Linked DNA regions of Homo sapiens: region 1 is linked to region 2. The links are chromatin contacts, found by Hi-C or POLR2A ChIA-PET in ENCODE. All regions are on one chromosome and are shown on one strand. The core of a region is the stretch at or near the end of the contact, and the rest is flanking DNA. Distances in the headings are between cores, read along the strand shown. Region 1 overlaps DLEU1 (deleted in lymphocytic leukemia 1). Region 2 holds the start of ITM2B (integral membrane protein 2B).

Region 1 (2,868 bases), core at 338-2,837, 2.0 Mb after region 2:
GTAGAAATAGCTTCTCTGGGATTAATTTTATGGTTTGTAGTTTTGTTGCACTATGTATGGGTGGCATGTTGAAGGAAAACCCTGAAGGCCTAGATTCCAGTCCCACTTTCGCCACTCATTACTTCTGTGACATTGGCCCAGACACTTTGACTTCTCTGGATCTCATTTCCTACTTGTAAAACAGGGACAATAATGCTGTCCTTCTCATGCACATGGTTGTTATTTGCATTAAATGAGATAATGGGCATGAAAGCAATGGAAAACTCTTAAGGTACTCTACAAATATAGAATATAATCATTTTGAAAGCACCTGGCTTTGTAGACAACTGCGTGAACTAATGTATATTGATCAAGACATGTGTCTCGTTAGGTAAAAACTGAAAGTAAAACTCATACACTTAAGATGTGAAAATAAACTCAGCATCTGGCGTAACACTAATTTCAAAAAGTAGTATATTAATTTCAAGTAGGAAATTAAAACAATAAAACTGTGATGTGAAAAATGTTCAACATTGATGCCTCTGACCTACTTCTGATGTCCAACATATTTACAATTCTCCCGAAGACATTTCTATTAGGTTAAAACCCATTAGTATTTGTGAACAAACACAGAGTTTCTACCATTCACTGGGCACTATTAGGTACTAGGTGTCCGGGGATATTTCTATTGCTGTTCTTAGCTCTATTGTTGGTTTACTTGGCCAGTGGTTGCTAGCTTTGCCAGTGTGTGTGTGTTTGTGTGTGTGTGTTACTTATCACAAGTTTCGTTAGCTTGACAAAGAGCTGTGTATATTCATTTACATGACAAATACTTTTTTTGGATTAGCAACTCTAATAAGTACAGGGTATTTAGAAACTGTGTGTGTGTTTTTCTACCTGCAGTCGTAGTCTTAAGTATGTTTCTTAATAGCTATTGAACATAAGTTTAATATTAGCTGGATGAATAAAGTATTAGTTACTGTATTCTCTTAAAAATAGACGTAGCTTTGTTACAGCACAGAAAACTGAGCTGACCTCTTACTAGATTGGCTAAAATGAATTCTGATTAAACATTTTGTAATGGTTTATAAAGTTCGCTTCTCTACAGTATATTAAAAGATTTGTTTAAATGTTGACTGTAAGTTTGGTAAAAATGACAAAGCGGTAAAAATGACATTTGGTAAAAATGACAAGGCTTACACTTTTTGATGATGTTCATTTTCCCCAAAAGTACAGCTAAAGCTTTATCCATTATAATGAGAGTTCAGAAAAGGCAAATGACCACCTCTTTTTTTAAACCAATATGTCTTTGTGCAGTAATTTTCTTGTGGCAAGTGGCATAATCTGGGCGAAGGTAGTGATAAAACTCAGATATATTTCAAGAAAGCGAGTAAACACACTAATGACAATATTCGTATATTACATGCATCTGCTGCTTATGTACTTAAAAAAACTAAATAGGAAAATCTTACTCATCTCTGTAGAAAAACAGGGTAGAGATTACAACTTGGGGACTTCGTGATATTTTGTCTGTGTGCAGTTTGTCAGAAGGCAATTTATCTAAAGCTGGAAAAGGATATGGTTTGGCTGACTAAACTGTGTAGTGATACGAGTGATACGTAATGATAAAAATGCTTAGGGGAATTTTCGGGGCGCTCAAGTCAAGTGTACAGTGCTGTGTGGGTGTAAAAACCAGACTTCTCTCTCTGTGAAAGTTGCTGACATTTTATACCACATGCTGGACCGTTAAATCACAATTTACGTGGTCACTTGTAAATACGCCTGGTGGTGGAGGGCGAGCTTGTTTGTGCACACTTTGACATGCTTCCCTGTTGTGTGCCTCTCCCCTTTTTAAATTGCACTGGATACTTTTGTTCTGGAATCCTTGGCTGTCTAACCTGAAAGCAGTTTGGGTGAGAACTCTGGAACTGATTTATTTTCATAGGTGCTCCCTGAGGGGAGGTTTGAAGGATAATGCAGAAAAGCAAGCCTTCCAATCCTCCAACTAAAGTTCTCTAACTTGCTATTAACATGATTTCAGGCTTGCTAGAGTGCCCGAAATTCTGACATGAAGGGATTCCTTCTTCCACCACTGGGATTTGGAAGTCCCTAGGATGTTTGAATGGGGCATATTATTTAAACTCATTTTCAGTCTCCTCATTGGTAAAATGGGGCTACTCATACTTATCAAAGAGGGTTTTTGTGGAGATCAAATGAGACAATGCAAGTCACTTACTTGATATATGCTTAATAGTGACAAACATAGTGATATATATATATTAATAGTGATAGTTATTGCAATTTTTCTTTTTGTTAGGGGGAAGAGGAGGACAAACAGGCCTTTAACATGGTGGAGAATTTGTTTCCCTTCCAAATACAGTTGGAGGATTACAGAATTGATGCTCAAAGAGAAGGCTTTGCTTTCATTGCTTAAGAGGGTTTCTTGGAGAGGTTCAGCAAGAGAAACACAAAATGAGATGTAGAAAGGGGATGGGGAAGGAGACTGCATACTAATGTGTTTCATTTCCAAGTGCTTTAACTTTTCTAAGCACTAAGTCATCTGCTAACTTGTCTTCATAATATATGGGTAAAGTTGGCAGGGTGGGTATCCCTTTCTACGGGTGAGGAAACTGGAGTGTGGACAGATAAACTCACCTGTTGTCACACAACAAATCAGTGGTACAGTTGGGATTAGGACCCATGTCTCATACTCTGAGCACAGCAGTCTCTCTATTAGGTGACATTCTCAGAGTTCAATAATTTCTTTCACAGTTTTGTGTTCAGACCTGGGGTCCCCATTGCTGAGCCTATTATTGGCACCTTACAAAATATCACATATGAGAAAGGTTGTAGTCTCTTGGTCCAAAGGACTACTTTCACCTGGAGATG
Region 2 (2,700 bases), core at 177-2,676:
AATGTCTCAGGGAACCTATTAAACTAGGGAGCTGGAAGCAGTCGTTGACTTTGAGGAATTAGATAACATTAGATACTATGAAAGTCCAGTCCATAGAGTCAACCTCACAGAGCCGATGCCTGCACAAGGGCGACCCAGGAGTTTAAATAAGTTGCTGCAAGTATGGTTAGCTACTGTTAAAACTCACCAGAACTGGAACCTAACTCATCCTCCTCTTGGTTGAGCAGATTTCATTTTGACAGGAATTTCTGAATACCCAAAGCAAACTCAAAGTCTGGCCTGGGTTTCTATCTCAGCCCAGGATGCTTCTGAAATACATGAACAGAAGGATTTGGAGATCTTGGGCTGTTTCCCTGGGACTTATGATCTGACATTCTATGGAAATACCCAACTCCCTCCTTGAGCAGGGCCAAATCCCCAAAGATCTCAGACTGAACCCACTTTTTTCAGGGTTGGCCCAAGGCAGAGCTGACACAGCTGTAACATTCTAGAGCACACCCACAACTCTGGATGAACCAGGACAGAATGGGGTGGAAGGATACAAGATAACACATTTGTCCAAGGGGGCCGTCTGTTGACACAGTAATGAACGCAGTAACGACGGGAGCCAGTATTCTACCTCGCATTAGTTGTAAATGAAACGTCTTCAAAACATGAGAATTTTGCGTTATCCTTAATTATTTTTTCATTTTGCAGAAAAATAAAGGGACTCGTCATCGAGTACTTTGAGTCACAAATCAGCCAAGTGTGCATGTGGTTTTTTTCCAAGTACGCACAAGAGTGGAACATTTCGTTTTACGAGTGTGAGATGTTTGAAATACAAATCTGCCAAGAGCTTCCTCCACATTGGTCTGGGACTAGGCAGAACAGGCCCTGACCTCCTGAGAGAGGGAAGGAAGACCAGGCAGGTCTGAGCCAGGTAAACGCCCTTGGGTGAGGTCCGTGAAAGATAAAGTCAGATCTCAAGGACAGAGAGCTTTAAACATGTTTGTGCTCCACTGAGTCGGTTACCTAATAAGTGAGAAAATGAAGATGTGGATGCACAAAAATTCCATGGCCTTTAGGCTCGCGGTGGGGACAGGGTACAGGGAAGCGGCGGTCTGGTGCTGCCAAAGGTTAGTCCCTTGTACCCGGCGAACTCAGGAAAGTTCACTCGATTTCGCTACAAACCTGCAGCACTCGGCCTGGAGGTAACCTGGTTGGGAGCGAATTCAGAACTGGAAATTCCAGGCGGCCCAGAGGGACACCCATCCCTCTCCGAGGCGCGCCGGGATCCGGCGCCCAGCTGCGGGGCGAGGGCAGGGTCCCGCGCAGCACCCCACCCCCGGCCGCTGGCCCCGCCCCCGCCCCCGCCCCGCCTCCCAGGGGATGTGCGAGCAGTCTCCGCCCTCGCGCGGGAGCTGGGAGGCTGCGAGATCCCTACCGCAGTAGCCGCCTCTGCCGCCGCGGAGCTTCCCGAACCTCTTCAGCCGCCCGGAGCCGCTCCCGGAGCCCGGCCGTAGAGGCTGCAATCGCAGCCGGGAGCCCGCAGCCCGCGCCCCGAGCCCGCCGCCGCCCTTCGAGGGCGCCCCAGGCCGCGCCATGGTGAAGGTGACGTTCAACTCCGCTCTGGCCCAGAAGGAGGCCAAGAAGGACGAGCCCAAGAGCGGCGAGGAGGCGCTCATCATCCCCCCCGACGCCGTCGCGGTGGACTGCAAGGTCCGAGCCCGGGGAGGTCGAGGAAGCGGGTGCTGGGCCCGGCCGGGGAGGGCTGCGCGGACTGCAGCGGCAGTGCGCCCCGAGGTGGCGGGCGCGGGGCTCGCGCCGCGGGGACAAGTCCCCGAGAGAGCCCGGCGCTCCCGTTTCCTGTGGGTCCGCAGCTCCTTTGTAAGGAAGTGCGTGTGCTGGAAGCGGTGCCTGACGCGGGGTCGGGGGCTTGGGAGGCCTGGAGAGGGAACGATTGGCTAATTGTGCCGAATTCCCGGTCGTTTGTGCAGTCCGGGGAGCGTGCGTGCAGCCAGGACTTGGCTTGTTCGATCTGGGGACCGGCAGCGACAGGCACAACAACAACAACCGAGTTTGGCACTTCCTTCCCAGTATAAATAATGTACCTAAAATGGCTGACATCATTACAAGCCTAAACCTCTGTTGTTTCCCACTTTCGTTTCTAGGCTTGAACAGCACTTGGACTAAGTCCAGCAACTGTAAGCGTCTTAATTTTAAAAGCGTTTCTTTACCTCCTTTTTCCACGGCCCTTCGGTAGTGGCAGGTGAACTTCACCTGGAGAGGGGACGAAGGGACAGTCCGCCCGAAGTAGGTTTGGGCTGTCTCTTACCATTACTAGTAAAGGCCAGTAATGACTATGTGGATGTTAGTGAAAAACCAATTGTTGGCATTTAAATTGTATCAGCGTCTTTGTGAGGACTCCTGCTGCGTGAAACTAAACATGAGAAATTTGCCCCCGGGTCCCTAATAAAATTCTCCTTTATTTTACAAAATCTCCCTTTAATCCTAGGAAAATTCATGAAGTGGGGCTGTTACTGTGTTGACTTTTAGTAGGTTACGATCATATTTACTTAAATATGAGTGTAATTGTCTCATAAGTTAAAAAAGCCCACAGCCTCTTACCCAGACCCTTTTTAGGCTGCAAAAATTAGAAATTAACTGTAAAGTTATGTTGCTTATCTTATTTTTTGTTGTTGTTAGCATTTTTCAAGACCT

The links. Hi-C counts contacts between places; a loop is a spot of excess contacts on that map. ChIA-PET counts read pairs that join two places held with the same protein, here RNA polymerase II (POLR2A). Pooled maps may share reads with other maps.
Region 1: a pooled map shows a loop between it and region 2 (2.2-fold over the local background). The contact joins the enhancer-like site here to the promoter of ITM2B in region 2. A Hi-C loop is called at or near these places in 1 of 168 maps with a recorded cell type or tissue (GM12878) and 2 of 50 pooled maps. POLR2A ChIA-PET finds 5 or more read pairs at or near these places in 1 of 52 experiments (activated naive CD4-positive, alpha-beta T cell).

The regions. Positions count from the first base shown.
Region 1 is chr13:50,235,489-50,238,356 of GRCh38, forward strand. The region is part of intron 2 of DLEU1 (deleted in lymphocytic leukemia 1); the gene reads left to right. LOC124900337 (a long non-coding RNA gene) reads left to right here. Exons shown (of 2, transcript XR_007063796.1): 2 at 1-2,868. Among named protein-coding and RNA genes, the nearest start is that of DLEU2, 110 kb to the left of the region's middle. Within about 2 kb of position 1,588, at least 4 of the 41 ENCODE cell types and tissues checked have a DNase peak (open chromatin) inside an H3K27ac peak, as active enhancers do.
Region 2 is chr13:48,231,780-48,234,479 of GRCh38, forward strand. It overlaps ITM2B (integral membrane protein 2B), which reads left to right and starts at 1,427. Exons shown (of 6, transcript NM_021999.5): 1 at 1,427-1,698. The coding sequence starts at 1,582. RefSeq lists silencers at 1,303-1,662, 1,673-1,882 and an enhancer at 1,938-2,635.